2 separate regions of the Mus musculus genome follow, and region 1 is linked to region 2. A link is a loop called in an ENCODE intact Hi-C map of the cell type or tissue named here. Cell type or tissue: gastrocnemius. All regions are shown on one strand. Links, peaks and the distances in the headings refer to the core of each region. The heading gives the core; the rest is flanking DNA.

Region 1 (8,331 bases), core at 168-8,167, 100 kb after region 2:
TTCAGAGCAAGCCTGAGTGGCCTGCATTTTATGAAACTCTGGCCATTGCATCCTGGTGCCAATGCTGGTGTATCTGACATCATCACACATCCCTAGAGTGGTGAACTGTGGCATCAACAGGCAGTGCAGAGATTCTTTAAGTGATAAGAGACAAGAAGGCTTCTGAGGATATTGGTACTCCTTCTTTCTTCCATTCCCCATTGACTTCCCTTTACCCTTTCCAAGAGGGAAGGGACATATGACGAGGGAGTTCCCTTGTGGGGAGAACAACTTGGAGCTTATAAGCAGAAACTCTCGTGTACAGTGTCAGTGTACACGGGATTGCTCAGAAACTCTGAGGAGACACAATGCCTGAGAAGCCTTCTTAGCTAACTGTGAATCACCTTCTGGGTCAGACATCTCTCCTGAGGTTTCTCCTACCGGAGAATGAGGAGAAGCAGTGGCCTGTCCCTAAGTTGTTCTGCTCTGTCTGAGTGTCCTTAAATTGCAGATAAGATCTGAAGATTAGAAACTGAAGGTGGGAGCCAAGGAGGTTCAGACAGTAGCTCTCTCTCTCTCTCTCTCTCTCTCTCTCTCTCTCTCTCTCTGTGTGTGTGTGTGTGTGTGTGTGTGTGTGTGTGTGTGTGCGCGCGTGCTTGCGTGCGTACGTGTGTGTGTGTGTGTGTGTGTGTGTGTGTGTGTGTATCCTTTAGTGTCTCCTGAAGCTCTGAAGACTTTAGAGAAGAATCTAGAGCTTTGGATCCATTTATTTCCTTGTCCATTTTATTCACCCACCCCACCCTCACCCCAGGTAGGCAACCAAAGGCCTTGGAGATGCTGAGCACATCGTTTGAATACATTATAGTTTAACATTTCCGCTTGCTTTCTCTCCTCCCTCTCTTCTTTTCTACTTTTTTTTTTTTTTTTTTTTTTTTGGTTTTTCAAGACAGGGTTTCTCTGTGTAGCCCTGGCTGTCCTGGAACTCACTCTGTAGACCAGGCTGGCCTCGAACTCAGAAATCCGCCTGCCTCTGCCTCCCGAGTCCTCTCTTCTTTTCTGTTGTTCCCCTGAACCCCCTTGCCTCCTTCTTTCTTTTCCCTCAAATCAGCAGCGGTACCCAATTTCTGCACTTCTTGAAAGGACATGACCTTCTTGACCTAGGAGGTCAGGATCTGGAAGGAGGGAAAGCATCTTTAAGACAGGAGTGACATAAAGAGTAAAAGCATTTTCCCCGTGCCTTGTAAAATCTCCAGATGCAGGTTTTGATTTTCTGCCCAGCTGGAAAGTCATTTAGTGTTAAGGAGACGTGTGAATTCCTAAATTATTCATCTAAAATTCTTTTTAGCTCTTTTAATTTGTGACAGCGAGTTATTATTGTGTAAAGGGCTAAGGGCATGCATGAAAGGGATGGGAAGAAGGCCCAACCCGTGTTGCTGTGGAGCCCTGTAAGCTGTGTGTGGAGCGGGGTGAGCCATCCCTCCGCCTGACTACCTTCATCCCCCCACCTTCTTTCTCTCACTCCGGGTGGATTTCCAGTGTTGGATTATGCCTGGAGAGAACACAGCCCCTGGGATCACTGTGTTCCCTGGGGAAAATCCTTAGACAGTCCTTTTCCTTCCAACACACACACACACACACACACACACACACACACACACACACACAAGTTTCACACCTATCCCTGGTGATCCAGTATTGAAGAAAGTCTCTCAGCCCTTCCTCAAAGCTGAAAAGACAAAAGAGTTCCTGGGGCCCAAATGATGGCACTCCCCAGGAATTCTCTCTCCCAGTGTCCCTGAGTTATCAGCCATAATCAGCGGCCTACTAGGTCTGTGTTCATGGTATCTGTAATTATATTCATTTGTATGGATGCCCAGGGAATTCCACTGACTGGCCCCTTAAGTGCTTAACTGCAAACAAGAACATGCTTGAATTACAGCATCATTTGGGGTCTTGCACATTTCAAGGGACTGATCTTAAGTTTATATACTGTTTGGCTGTGTGTGTGTGTGTGTGTGTGTGCGCGCGCGCGCGCGCGCGCGCATGCACATAGCTTAAAAAATAAACAGAACATAATTCTGTCTTTTAAGCATTTTTCCAGAGTGTTTTTCAAATAGAACTCTGAAGTATACACACACACACACACGTGTGCAGGGGAACATAATTCTGATCTAGAGGAAAGCATGAATCTGTCTAACTTGAGTGGGAAGATATATAAGCTGACTGCTGAAATTGTATTTGAGTGTGATACCAAAATCATTTCCCTCCCTTTCCTCTTTCCTCTTTTTCTTTTTTTCCTTCTTCTTCCAGATTTAGAATCTTACGGGTAAGCCTCTTTCCAGTGGCTTCATAATTAGGTAGATTAATTAGCACCTGTCTATGGCTGTAAGAAGTAGGTGCACATGGTGTGGACTCGTAGTCCATGCCAGACACTTAAAACAAAACGGTGGGAGTCCCACGGCTGGCCCTTAAGACATCTGTATAAATTAAAACTATCCAGATCCAGCCCAAGGCCTGCGTGCTTTCTTGAGAGCTGGGCAGGTGCATGGGGCTGCAGTGACGATTTGTCCTGATGACCCTGACATGGTGACAAATGAGCTTAAGGACAGCTATTGGAAAACATTGGGAACCTGAGCTCTGTCATGGAAATGTTCTGTCAAATTAAAGGAAATCAACTTAAATGTCAGCCATGCATATCATCTAGGAGGTAACAAGACAAAAGGCCTGGGTCGTCAGACCTGCTGCCCCTTTAAGACTGCTGTTTATTTGGTTTGCAGAGCATGCAAGGGAAGAAAGAGCTTTTAGCAGAGGAGCAGCCTGTTTCCCTGTCTGTCTATCTTCTGACTGTCTGTCTGTTTATAGAGGTGGTCTCCTTTAAACTTTAAGTCCTTATGCAGCCAAGGTCGAGGATGACCTTGACCTCTGTCCCTCCTGCTCCTACCTCCTGAGTGCCAGGATTAAAGGTGTGGACCACCTATTTGTGACCTACATCGCCAACCCACAACAGGGAACTGCCCGTTTCCTTGGATAAGCATCTGCTAAACATCTCAAGACAGTCGAATTTTAAATCTTTTGTGCAAAAGACCTAAAAGGTGTCAAGGCCGCACAATGACATTCCTTGTAACCCCATGTTCCCTGACCTCACAGAAACTCGTCCCCTGAATACCTCCAGTTTCAGTGATATGTTTAATTTGTTTAATAATCTCCAAGACGTTTTAATATTCCTCACACATCATCTTCAAAAATAAATTCATAACAGCATTATTAAAGTCACTCCATCATGTGACATAAATCGAATCCTTTCCCTCTTGGAGATAGGCTTCCAGGCATTGTGTAATGCAGGCTCAAGGTCAAGGGGCACACAGCCAGAAGTACACATGGAAGCAGTTTGAAGACTGTGACACACTGCCTTTCCAAGGAGGTCCCCTGCTGGATGGTTCCTGGGTAGGTGTCTAATATAGTAATATATTTATAATTGGATTTTAATTGCTATCAGATTTTAGTGTGTGTGTGTATTTCAGTTTGCTTCTACCAGAAGGACAATGCTCCAAATGAAATTATACAGTACCTCTCCCAGTGCAATTTGTTTTCCACCAAAAATATATTGGAAGAATAAAACGCACACGGTGATGTCGTTTGCTTTAGTTTATTAACTTAGCACACAAAGTCGTTAGTGGTTTGTTTTGTTTTGTTTTGTTTTCTCTGTGTCTCACTCCAGCAGCACAGGTTTGAGGACAGATCCTGGGCAGTGTGTCATGGAGTCCTAGGAAATGTTCCTGGGTCCTGAAGTCTTAATTCTGTCATCTGTACAATGGGATAGGCATGCTTACTTATCTGATGGGCTAGTTCATGGCACTTAACAGATCTACTTCAAGAGTAGGACATGACACACGAGGGACATAAATGCCTGGGTTATTGATGATTTTACAAGTATCAGGCTTCACAGTCCTCATGTCACTAGTTATTTGAAAACAACGACATAAGGAGTGGGGCTTGGTTTGAAGAGGGAGGGGCTTCACTAGGATGCAGGAGGAGCTTGGTGTGAAGAGGGAGGGGCTTCACAAGCGTGCAGGAGGGGCTTGGTGTGAAGAGGGAGGGGCTTCACAAGCGTGCAGGAGGGGCTTGGTGTGAAGAGGGAGGGCCTTCACAAGTGTGCAGGAGGGGCTGGTTTGATCCCCAGGGCTGCAAAATGGTGCAGGTAATTCTAGCACTCAGGAGTTGGCAGGAGATAGTAGGTCACTTTTGCCTCCAAAGTGTGTTTGAACTGGCTTGGGTTACATGGGAACCTATCACACACTCTCTCACACACATGCACTGACGCAAGGATGCATGCATGCAGGCTCTCAACTCTCTCTCTCTCTCTCTCTCTTTCTCTCTCTCTCTCTCTCTCTCTCTCTCTCTCTCTCTCACACACACACACACACACACACACAAATGCACACACATTCTCTTTGTCTTTGTCTTCCTCTTTCCCCATTTCTCACACACATATGCACACACACACACACACATTCTCTCTTTCTGTACCTTGCTTTCTCTTTCTCTCACTGTCTTTCACATACAGGTGCACACAAACACACAAGACAGCATTAAAACACTGAACAAATTATAAGAGATAAGAGAGGAAATGAGTGAGACGAGAAAGGCTCGGGGTTTGTTAGACTGAAGGCACTCTACGTAGCACTGCACAGCATGGTGGCTGTCATGGGTAATGATGTCCTTTGAACATGAACATTGCAAGAGTAGATTTTAGTCAACTTAACACCAAAAAAAAAAAAAATTAAGAAAATAGGGTATGTGTGTGTGAAGCTATGGGTATGCCAATTAACTGTATCCAGTCACTTTACAGTGGATGCACACGCCAAAACATCACACTGTACTCTGAGCATATGTACTGTTTACGTGTTGTGGATACTTATGTAAACCTGGGGCAGACGTTTGAGAAGACAAGAGGCTTCCAGGTATGGCTGTTGACTGAAGGGTGCTTCTATTAGCCAAGGTCTTAGTCTTAGGTCCTCAGCAGAAGTGCTGTCTAAAGACAAGTAACCAGATGTCTTCCCAGCACTGGTGCACAGCTGCCCATCCATGAGTTAATGCAATAGGTGTTTTTGAAGAGATCACAGCGATAATCCTTGTGTCAACTGGTGTTATCCTATGGCTTAAAAAGTAGATATTTCCCTACTGTTTACGTGTACTCATTTTTTCAAGATGCGCTCGTGGAACTGAGGAGTGCTTCAATTAAAAAAGCATCTGCTAGGGGCTGGAGAGATTGCTGCAAGATTCAGAGGACTTGCTGCTTTTGCAGAGGACCAGGGTTTGCTTCCTAGTATCCCACAGGATAGCTCACAACGATTCATAACTCCAGTTCCTGGAGATCTAGTGCCCTCCTTTGGAGTCCACAGAAATTGCACCCACATGGTATGTGCATTCACAGGCAGGCAAGGCATACTCACAAAATAAAACTAACTTAGCAAAATTACCTCTAGGGCCTTTGCTGAGAATTCCTGCCAGGAATTGTATTTGTGTGACTGATGGTGTAATGCATGCATGACATTGCGTGAAAATGGACGTCAGAGGACAACCGTGAGTCTTTGGAGCTTTTTAAGCACTGCATGCAGGCAAGCAGGCTAGGAGCTTGCGCGATCCTCCTGTCTCCTCATCCCATCTTGCTATAGGAGCCCTGGGCTGGCAGTGTGTGTTCCTGCACTCAGCTTTCTTATATGGCCTCTGGGGGCGCTAGCCCATGTCAGCATGCTTTTGTGGCAAGCACTTTATTCACTGACATCATCTCTTTAGCCCTCTGATTCAAAAGGGAACGCTGAGTGAAGTAACCCAATCGCAAAAGAACACACATGGTATGAACTCATTGATAAGTGGATATTGGAACACCCAAGATACAATTCACAAACCACATGAAACTCAAGAAGAAAGAAGAACAAAGTGTGGATACTTCGGTCCTTCTTAGAAGGGGGAACAAAATAACCATGGAAGGAGTTACAAAGACAAAGTGTGGAGCAGAGACTGAAGGAAGGACCATCCAGAGACTGCCCCACCTGAGGATCCATCCCATATACAACCACCACACCCAGACACTATTGTGGATGCCAACAAGAGCTTTCTGACAAGAGCCTGATATAGCTGTCTCCTGAGAGTCTCTGCCAGTGCCTGTCAAATACAGAAGTAGATGTTCATAGCTAACCATTGGATTGAGCACAAGGTCTCCAATGAAAGAGCTAGAGAAAGGACCCAAGGAGCTGAAGGGGTTTGCAGCCCCATAGGAGGAACAACCCCCAGAGCTCCCAGGGACTAAACCACCAACCAAAGAGCACACATGGTGGGGCTCATGGCTCCAGCTGCATATGCAACAGAGGATGACCTAGACGGTCATCAATGGGAGGAGAGGCCCTTGATCCTGTGAAGGCTCTATGCCCTAGGTAGGGGAATTCCAGGGCCAGGAAACAGGAGTGAATAGGTTGGTGAGCAGGGGGAGAGGGGAGGAGATGGGGTTTTCAGAGAGGAAACCAGGAAAGGGGATAACATTTGAAATGTAAATAAAGAAAATGTCTAATTAAAAAAAAAAAACTGGAAGGGTAGACCTCCCCTCTGGGATGAAATTTCATCCTAAGATGTCCAGTGTGAGCTGACAGTCACAGTCACTGGATGGGTTTGGCTTGAGCTGAAATCAGCAGGCATTTAACAACATTAGATCATCCATCTGTGTCCACTCGTAGGAACCCTGTGGTGATTCTCCTGTGACCAGAAGAAACCTGACCTCACATGAGGTGAACGGCCACACCAGTCCTGGTCTGTGGACCAACACCATCTTATTGCCTGAAATACCAAGGATGATAAATATGAAACTCACTGAGCTGACCTCAGTGTACCGGAGACTAGTGCTCGAGTTTGTGGTATACGCCCCTCATATGATGCAGATCTCTTGACACTGAGGTGACTGGCTTTTGATAGGAACATTAATGTTAATAGGTGTAAAATATAACATCTAATGGATTTTTAAAAAGAGGCAGTCTTACGTTTTACAGCCAATTTGATTTCACTTCTACTGTTAAAGGAAGAGTTGACAATGCAAAAAAAAAAAAAGAAAGAAAGGAAAGAAAGGAAGAAAGAAAGAAGGAAAGAAAGAAAGAAGGAAGGAAAGAAAGAGAGAGAAGAAAAGAAAAAGTAGAACAAAATCCTTTTGGTTCCCTCCATGAAAAACCACCTCCTCCCCCTCCTTTCTCCCGCAGGGGTAAATGAGGACAGATTGTCTGGGGGAAGGGGAGATACTGAGGGTGTTCATAGCCTAAAGGCTACAAAATCAGCTTGAGGAATGGCGTGGCATAAAGAAAGAGTTCTGTTATAGTCTTTGAATTCAGATGGAAGGCTAGCCAATCTCCAGGGAAGTGGGTCTTCTTATCATATGGGGAAACTGAGGCCCAGAGCCGGGCTTACCTCTGCTTAGAGTTCATTTCAAGGCTCCTTGGCAGCACAGGATGGGTTAGAATGGGAGTTCTATTGTGCCCAGTCCAGATGTGAAGAGGAAAGGAATTACAGAAAGGTTATGAGAAAAATAAAACAAAACAACAACAACACACACACAAAAATAGTCGAATCCAGGCAAAGACCTGGCTTTTAGAGAATTGCTCATAGCAGAAACAATGTGCATATTCTTCTCTGGAATGTGTCTGCTGCAGAGCCAGCCTCTGGTTCACCGTTTGGACCTTGGGTCTGCCTGAGTTTCCTCCGGAAAGGTCAAGACTATGAGGCTAACACCACACTCCTTTCTGAGGTGGAGGCTGGCAGAGAAGGTGCTGGAATTGGCATGAATCACAGGTCTGCCTCCTCTGATATCTCCCAGGATATCCATTTTGTTCCTGCCTGGAGGGAGACTGCAGTCAGGGTCCAAATATATAGGAAACAAAACCCAGCAGCATGAATTATTACACGCTGTACCCACCTGAATACAAAAATAGTATTTCTCCCCCCATGTTGCATTATCTCTGGGCCCTGATAGGGAACAGCTTCCAGGAAAAGGAGCAGATACCTGAATGGAGGCCCAGCCGTGCGACTGCATAATAGGATGAGAGGTGCCCGGGGGTGGGGTGGGGGCGCTGGCCCAGGGGAGTAGCCCAGCAAGTCTGCTTTGTAAGAAAGCATGGGGTATGCAGATGAAGGGAAACCTTTCCTCTGGCTGCAGGTGGCCGTCTGCCTGGAATCACCGGAGGCTGAAGCCTGATAAGAATTTTGTTTAGTAGAACAAGCTGAGACTTAGAAGATATGGGCATAGCCCAAAGTGGAAAGTTCCTGACTTTACAGCAGCTTGTCACCTGGAGGGACTGAGTTTCACTGGTGGGA
Region 2 (8,331 bases), core at 101-8,100:
GTCTGATATTGAATGAAGACAACAAAAAGGAGGTGCAGATGTCAGAGCCAAGAGTTATAGAACCCAGCAGATGCACTGGGATGAGGACAGTTAGGGACTGGAATGTGACAAGACTCCAAATGAACTTGGAGGTTCTCTGTAATTACCCTAGCAGAGAATTAAGTAGTATTGCCATAGGGAGGGGGACCTGGGATTGGTGAGGAGGTCCTGGACTCCGTATGGGGACAGGGGGAGGAAGAAGAAACTGGAAAGCAAAACATGGATTTAGACTCATCTCCTCTATAGAGAGCAGCTTTTCTGAGCCAGAGCCTATCAGAGAACTGAGTGTAAGGGGAAAAAATCACTTAAAAGCAAACATTGTTGCCCTTTGTTCCATGAGCAGGGTCTAAAAGAGGTTCCTGTCTATCCAAATATCTGGAAAACTGGAGAGTCTTAATTAGTAATCAGAAAAGGACCCCAGGAAGGGAAAGAATATAGACCTGCTCACTGTGTTCTTCCAGTTTCAAATGCTTCCCCAACCCAGGTGATTTACACTCTAGTAACTAGCAATGATTGACAGGCAAGAAGGTGTCTAGCTCACTTTTATTTTTCCCCTAGGGGACCACATTTGAGTTTCTGATTGTTTTAAACTCAGACACAGCAACTGTGTTAAGTTAGGAGAAATTTGCCCCCCACCCTTCTCTGGGATCTTTCTCCAAAGGGAGCAGACTTTATCTCAGTGTTTCATTTTGTTTTGAAACAAGGTTTCACTCTGTAATCCCCACTAGTCTGGAACTCACTTTGTAGACCAGATTGCCTCAAATTCACAGAGATCTGCCTCTATCTCGACTAAGGCTTGAAGGGCCTTACTTTCTTTTCTGGAAGATGTTTCTAGACTGACCTAATCCAATTGGTTGAAGGAGAACCATCAAGGAAGCTATTGAACAACAAGAATCTATCTCCACCACTTTGCTACAACAGTGTAATTACTACATTCTACAGTTTATCCTTATGAACACCGATAGCTGTGGCTACTATCAGCTTCCTCAAAGAAGCTTCTCTTTATAGCAATTGGAGCCCTACCTAGAAAACCACAACTGGATACAAGGCAGAGATCATGGGGGAGGCAAGGCCCCAACGGATACATCTACATCACAGCTCCACTCTCTACGGCTCAGGGAACATGGTAGAAGAAAGTTCAGAAATATTGGAAGAGCCAGAAGAGTAGGGACTCTGCTGTGATACAGTCTCTCATTGAATCAACATAAATAAAACCAGAGTGATATCAATATTGATATTGATATTAACGTTGAAGAGATCCTGTTTCTAGACTTGAACTATAGGTAACTATGAACATGGGGGGGTAGAATCAGCCTTTCTCAGGATGAGCATCTTTAATTAGTTGTTCAATGCAGAGTGGTCAGCTTTGAAGCCATATACACACCACCAATTCAAAACGGACGTAGCAGGTTTGATTTATATTTATTTGTGTTTACACACGTGCATATATATGCAACAAATGTAATCAAAGACCAAGAGCTTTTTTTGGGGGGGGTAGGAGTGGGAATGGGAGGGGGAGTTACTAGGAGGAGCTGGAGTAAAAAAATAAACAGGAGAGTGATGTAACTCTGTTTCAAGTAACAACTTAAAATAAAAATAAAAAAAATAAAACAATATTCTAAGACAACCAGCAGATGTATTTTGAGACTTCTGTCCCAGAGGAAGTTGTCTATTAAGCTGTGTGCTTTGAAGTGTTTGTTTAGACTTAGAGAAGTCAAATGTGATGGTGCAAGAACATCAGCAACAGGCTAACCAATAGAAAGTCCTGAGAGTAGATGCTACTCAGAAAATGAGTCTGGGGAATCCACCCATCTGATTTGAGATAGAGGAGACCATTATAGCACTGTGTACAGGCACCAGCGGATAGTCTATGGCCAGGGATCATTGCAGAGCTCAGATTTAGGTGTTAGAAGCCTTCACATCCCATCCAGATCATCTGGAAGAATGGGCCACAGCTAGGCAGGTGAATACACAGGCCATGGCAAAGATCACTGTGTGCTTGAATCCAATCCACATAACCAATCAACAGCAACTGGCAGGGGGTGTGGGAGGAGCCTTCTTAAACTATTTAACTAGATTTATCCTTTTTTTTTTTTTTAAAAAAAGCATTTTCCAAACCAGAAAATTAGCAAAGTACAATGTCTCCCCATTCTCCCCCCACCGCACACCCCTGAAACACACTTATTTTTGCCACCTTCTGGTAGATAATAATATTTGTGTTGTTAAATTTTTCAGGTTTTCTGGAAGGAAGGTGGGGGTGTAAAAATGAACTGATTTCATTAGCATCTTCAGAAATAAAAGGAAATGGTGGCTTCATTATTGAGACAGAGAAGCCAGCTCTCACATAAGGATATTCACCACCCAGCCTATTAGTGCTGATATTTCCTACTGGAGTTTGGGGTAGAGGTAAGCACTTAATTCTCAGCTTTCCTTAAGTATCAGCTAGTAGATGGGTGTGCTCCAAAGGGAGTTAAGCTCAGAATCATGCCTTATAAAGATAAGACTCGTTAATTATCTGGATTTTTTTTATTATCCAGACGTTATTAATACCTCTCCAGGATGTCTGTCTGCTGTAGATGAGCCTGTGCATTTAATAGCAAAAATACCAGTGGGAATAGGAAACTAGCAGACACACTGGAGTTCAGATGCAGCTAGGCCCCTTTCATGGGTTCAGAAGTCCTTCACCAAACTGACCAAAGTTTTCTTCACAAAATAGTGGCCTGCCAAACAGTTTCTGGATCCTTCATGGAGGAAAAAAAAAAAAAAAAAAAAACACGGCAAAAGAGCTTGAAAGAGACCTCTTCCCATAACACTAGTTACTGGCTAGACATATGCATCCTACAATCACAAAATTTATTTTAGACTCAGTCATATCTAAGACTGGAAACCCCAGACTGTCCCATCCCAAAGTAAAAAGCGCCAAGTTTGTCGTCTGGTCCTCCCACCTTCCTCCTTCCAGAGGGTTGTCAGTCAGCTTCTAATTCCCTTTTAGTTTTCCCCAGCCTCGGACCGAGCTTGCAGAGAGCTGCAGTTACCAGCGAGTGCCCCAACGCGGATAACCGGATTTGTCTCCTCCTCCCAAGCTGGCTGCGGATAGGAGACACCGAGTTACTGCCCCCGAGGGAATCTCAAAAGTAGACAGAGCCACACGTCGCCGACCGATCCTTTCTGTAGCTGGGTTAAAGAGGAGAGGGAGGATCGGGGCGCAGGAGGCACCCCATCTTTCTCCTCCCTCCCTCTTCTCCACCTCCCAAATTTGGCAGCCTTGTGTAGCTCCCGGTCTGGGGTCTGGAGGGTGGAGAGTGTGGGTGCGGGGGCCGGCTGGAGACGCTCTCGCTAGCGCTGCCTGTGGCCAAACCCGCCTCACGTCCCCTCTCGGCCGCACACGCGTCCACCGCCACTCGCGCGCTCGCTCGCGCTCTCGCCTGGCTAGGTCCCTCCTGCTCTCGCCCGTCTCCTTTTCCTTTTTTTTTTTTTTTTTTTTTGGTACCATAGAGTCGCTCTGAAAACAGAAGATAGAGGGAGTCTCGGAGCTCGCCATCTCCGCCGATCTCTACATTGGGAAAAAAAACATGGAGTCAGCTCCGGCAGCCCCCGACCCCGCCGCCAGCGAACCGGGCAGCAGCGGCTCGGAGGCGGCCGCGGGCTCCAGGGAGACCCCGCTGACCCAGGACACGGGCCGCAAGAGCGAGGCACCGGGCGCGGGGCGCAGGCAGAGCTATGCGAGCTCCAGCCGAGGTAGGAGACGCTGCGACCAGGCTCCGGGCAGGGGGGCGGCGGGAGCGGTGCGCCGAGCCCGGAGGGGACCAGGCACCCCGGGGGAGCGCGCGCTCGGGGAGCGGGCGACACGCGGGGTCCCCGGGACCGGTGCACGCGCGCGCGAGCCTATCGTGGTGCCCTGAGCGACCGGCACCCCCGCCCCTCCCCCCGCGGCCCCCCACAAATGTTGCAAACTTTTGCAAGCCAGTGCTGGGCTTGCGGGAGAGGGCAATGGGGGACGGACCCGAGCGTTGACAGCCAGACGACTCCAACCCCACCTCCCCCTTGATTGCATGTTTTATTTTCTGCAAAGAAGAGCTATCCAAATTAAATACGATTCCCCCCACCAAAAAGAAACCGAGATGGGGGAGTGGGGGTAAAGAAACTTTTAAAGCGGTAGTGTCCTTTTAAGAAGGGGGAGGGGGTCTGTTTGTGGCTACTCGCTTTCTCGGTTACCTTTTCTGCTTTTGACAGTTTCCCTCATACCCATCCCCACCACCCCGCGGTAGGAATCGAGAAGTGTTCGAATCCTCCCTCTCCCGGAAAAGCTTGGAGGTTCGGGAGGAGTGAGAGACCTAGAAGTCTCAGGGGGCGGAAGGGGGGCGACGCGGGCAGCTTCTCTTCTGCAGCTCTTGGGGGTAGGCTTGGAGGACAAGGCAGAGAGATCCGGGTCCCAGCGCGCGGGATGTTGTGGAGTTGATTTTCCCCGCCGGGCAAAAGGAAGAAGCGCAACTTTGTAGCCGTGGGTTCGGAGCCCGCAGTCCTAGAGGAGGCTGGCAGGGGGCGTGTGCAGCGCGCGGAGGGAGGGCAATGGTGGAGTGGGGCGCTCCACGCGCGATTGGAGGGAGCGGCTGCGAGGCAAACAAGCCGAGAGAGAAAGCCGAGAAAAGCACCCAAACTTATTTCTGCTCTGGGAATCCTCCGCTCGCCGCGATGCCCAGCGTTTCTGCCGGAACCTGGGGTTGATCGGAGTTGAGTGCTGGTTGGCCAGGGCTAAGGAGGCAGCCCTTCCTGGGCCTTTGGTTCATTTTGTGTTGGTGTCTGGAGTGTGTGAAAGAGAGGACCTGGGGAGACAAGGGTGCTTGCTCCTCTCCGGTCGTTTTCCAAAAGTGGTCTAACCGGGGGAGCGCGGGTGGGGGGAGCTGACTTCTTTCTTAAAGGTGTCAGAAGCTGCTGTGGGATCCCCACCCCCTCCTTCGGGGGTGGGGGATTATTTATTTGAATGCTCCTGGAGTTTGCAAAGAGCAGGAGGAAGCTGCAGCTTTAATTACTGTTGTAAATAATGTATAAATCACGCCTGTCACTCCGGAGGAAGCAGGCTCCTGCGAGCCACCCAGGGGCTTGGGACAGAGTGGATCTCTCCAGCCAGGTTTGGCGGCTATGGGGTCTGTGGGGAGACGAAGGGGGGACCGAGAGCCCCTCCCTTCCTCTTGGATGTGTTAGTTGGAGGTAGGAACATGGCTGATCATGTGCTGGCTGTTTTACAGTATTCTCCCCTCCCGCCCCACCTTAGCCACACCCCCTGTCCGGGAGCTTTCCCATTCACGGAATTCAAGTACAGTAAAAGCCATCCGGATGACATATGCTGCTGCTGGTGGTGGTGGTGGGGTACCATTTAATTAAAGGCGATTTCCGAAGAGTGTGTCGAGGCTCTGTTTGAATCAGGGGAATGGGGGCGACAAGGACCGGGACGAAAGGAAAGGGGTGTGTGTGAAGGCTTCGGGTGGGGGGCGGCCGCAACGGACCACCAGTTCTGCGAGTTTGTGCAGAGCTTTTGGCTGCAAGGAGTCTATTTAGAGCCCGAGATTTGGAATGCGAGCGGGTTATGTAACAGGGTTAATCAGAAACGCTGGAGAAAATCCCCTTCATGTGTTTGGAGGCTTTTTTTTTTTTTTTTAAAAGAAGGGGTGCACAGTGTCTAGTAAGTGGCTCTGATTTCTAGTTTGTGCCTTTCTTCTTTCTCTAGCCCCTCCCCACCTCCCCTGCTTTATTAACATCTTCAGGTGTCATTTCTGCCAGGTGTGTTCTTGCAATAGATGGGGTGGCAGGCTGCAGAACCAACTACAAATCTGTAACTCGCAAATTATATAAAGCCGGGGAATTTGGTACCCCCCCCGGCCTCCCCAAAGATCCAAGGAACAAAAATAGAAGCAATGTGCACCTTCCAGGATGGCCTGCTGACCCATATCCCTCTACCCCCTAGAGCCCCCACCCCCATTCTTTGAAGAAACCTGTCTGTTGTCTGTTTCTCCAAGGAGATTTAATGGGAAGGGGGGAAGGAAGGCCCAGACACTCCACTCACATCCGGCACGCAGGCACTAGGTTACATAACAGTCTGAATGGAAAAAAGGAAGGTCAGACATGGAGGCATCCTTTAGCCAACACAGCAATAGTAATATCTTCCAGGAACTACTTGCAGTTGCAGACCTTGACCTCAGATGTAGTATCTACTTCTCAGGGTTGCCAATCTTGGTGTGTGTGTGTGTGTGTGAGAGAGAGAGAGAGAGAGAGAGAGAGAGAGAGTGAGAGAGAGAGAGAGAGAGAGAGCATCTGGGAGAAAAAGAGAGACTATGTAAGTATGCTGGGTAGTTGTGAGTGCTGTGCAAATGGGAAATGTTTGGGTTTTTAGATGATGTAATGGAGTTGGCAGAATATTCAACTCGGCTCCTGGAGTGTAAGCATAAGAAAATTGGAGCTGGCATCCCATATTAATGTTGCATAAATTACAATATCAGAAAGAAATTAACCTACACACTAGGTGATTATGCCTCTTAAATACTTAAAACATAAAAGCACAGGCTCAAAGCGCAAAGCAAACACCACCACCTCACAATTAGCCTGTGCCACCTCCTGGAAGGTGAGTGAAGGTTCTGGGTGAATTGGGAAGCTTCCTGACTCGGGGAGGCGTTTTCCAAGGGGCTTTGAGGGCTTGTTTGCAGCCGGCAGATGCTTGGAGTCTATAGGGATGGAGGGTGTAATTCTCATGACATTGATGTGACCTCATGAGATATTACCAGGGTAGATTTGAGGCTATTGCTACATTCCTACGTCCTAGGAATCTAAGTATGAAACGGATTAGAGGCCTTCAGTGCCTGGGCTTTCCAAATCAGATGTGTGCTTTCATAATCTGGAAGCTTATCTTCCTGTGCTCCTTACAACTCCAAGGGAATGGTAGCAGTCTTAATGAAACCCTTCGATTTTCTAGAAAGTATTAATGACAGCTGGTTTCACTCTGCCCTGTCTTTACAGCACTGTGAAAGAGGCGGAAGAAAATAAAAGACAGGCAAGAACCAACATGATGGGTAAAAATGAAAGGAAAAAACCCACCGTGAATCTTTAATTTTACGTGGCTTTCAGGGGCTTTAGGGAGCTGTGAGCATTGTGACATAACTGTTGTTAGGAACCCTTTCCCAGAATCTCCATATTATATGCGCACCAGAAGCTTGCATATTGCACATCACTAAAGTTACCCTCACAGGACCCTGCACCACATAGTGAGTGGGTTCCCAGTACTGGTGTGCAAGGCTTTTAGGACAGGCCAACCTAAGAGAGAGAGAAAAAATCAAAACCAAAGGATGGGATTAACACTGAGAAGCTGGGTGGGATGGAGGGACCGCCCCCTGGAAGCTCAGCTGAGAGTGACTTAAAAGTCAATTAACAGGGCCTGCATGGCTCTGCAACCCAGAGAGATGCTGGAACTGTCTAACTCCTACACTCTGGAAATGCTTCCCTTGCCCTTCTCGCCAGCCCCTGCTGATCGATGTTCTGGAAGGTTCTCCTACCTAGAGATATGGCAACTTTTCTAGAGATGAATGTTCAGATTAGTTTCTCTGGTTGGGAGAAAAATTCCTTTGCCAGAGGAATGGGATAAACTTTTTTTTTCTTTTTTAATTGAAGGACTTGAATTTTCTGGGAAATTGCTCATAAAAGCATTTATAATTATACTCTTTAAAATGCAAAGGAATAATTTTAGAAAATGCATTTCATGATAGTTAGGGTAACCTTTCTGTTGCTTCCTCCTAATTTCTTGTAAAGAAATGAATTATTAATCTAGAATTTGAGTTCCGAGTGGCTAAAATAGTTAAAGCACACCCATTCTCTCTTTTCAAAGTGGCACTCTGAGGAGCCCTGGTCTTTAGAAAGTCTGTTTGTAACCCCGAAGTATGGTGGATGCCTTTGTAGAACCTGGGTTCTGGCAACTCGTCTCGACTCTTCAGCACACAGTTGTGTGTGTGTGTGTGTGTGTGTGTGTGTGTGTGTGTGTGTGGAGGGGCGGGGGTAGTCAGCAGCCACTTTGATACAAGGCAGACTCCTAAAGTGGGATGGAGAGGCACAAGGATATTAACGGTCAGAATTTCACCTAAGGATGACAATCCTTAGGACTTGTGGGGACAGCTTAATCACTTTTGGAAAACGTGCTTTTGGAATTTTTTCCCTCTGTCTGAAGTTAACTCTTGATTTGCAAGTAAGAAAACCCATAGGCCGTCCTCTGGTCAATGCAGGATAAAGTCTCACATTATTCCCTCTAATATC

The links. A loop is a pair of places that touch in the nucleus more often than their neighbours do. Peaks named below come from ENCODE experiments on the same cell type or tissue, not always from the same donor. Only the 100,000 strongest peaks of a DNase experiment are listed, where the experiment ranks them.
Region 1: a loop joins it to region 2, with 8 times the contacts of the local background. A loop is called at or near these places in 2 of 42 quality-filtered maps.

What each region holds. Positions count from the first base shown.
Region 1 is chr9:68,753,842-68,762,172 of GRCm38, forward strand. The region is part of intron 1 of Rora (RAR-related orphan receptor alpha); the gene reads left to right. Among named protein-coding and RNA genes, the nearest start is that of 9530091C08Rik, 7.3 kb to the right of the region's middle. In gastrocnemius, for the core only: CTCF peaks have their summits at 3,411 and 5,684; DNase peaks (open chromatin) are centred at 3,364, 6,698, 7,224 and 8,090; H3K27ac peaks cover 2,286 bases.
Region 2 is chr9:68,650,196-68,658,526 of GRCm38, forward strand. It overlaps Rora (RAR-related orphan receptor alpha), which reads left to right and starts at 3,591. Exons shown (of 11, transcript NM_013646.2): 1 at 3,591-3,777. The coding sequence starts at 3,612. It overlaps Gm31325 (a long non-coding RNA gene), which reads right to left and starts at 3,596. Exons shown (of 2, transcript XR_379584.1): 1 at 3,530-3,596; 2 at 2,872-3,213. In gastrocnemius, for the core only: CTCF peaks have their summits at 3,474 and 4,580; DNase peaks (open chromatin) are centred at 3,439, 3,624, 4,386, 4,534 and 2 more places; H3K4me3 peaks cover 3,629 bases; H3K27ac peaks cover 4,050 bases.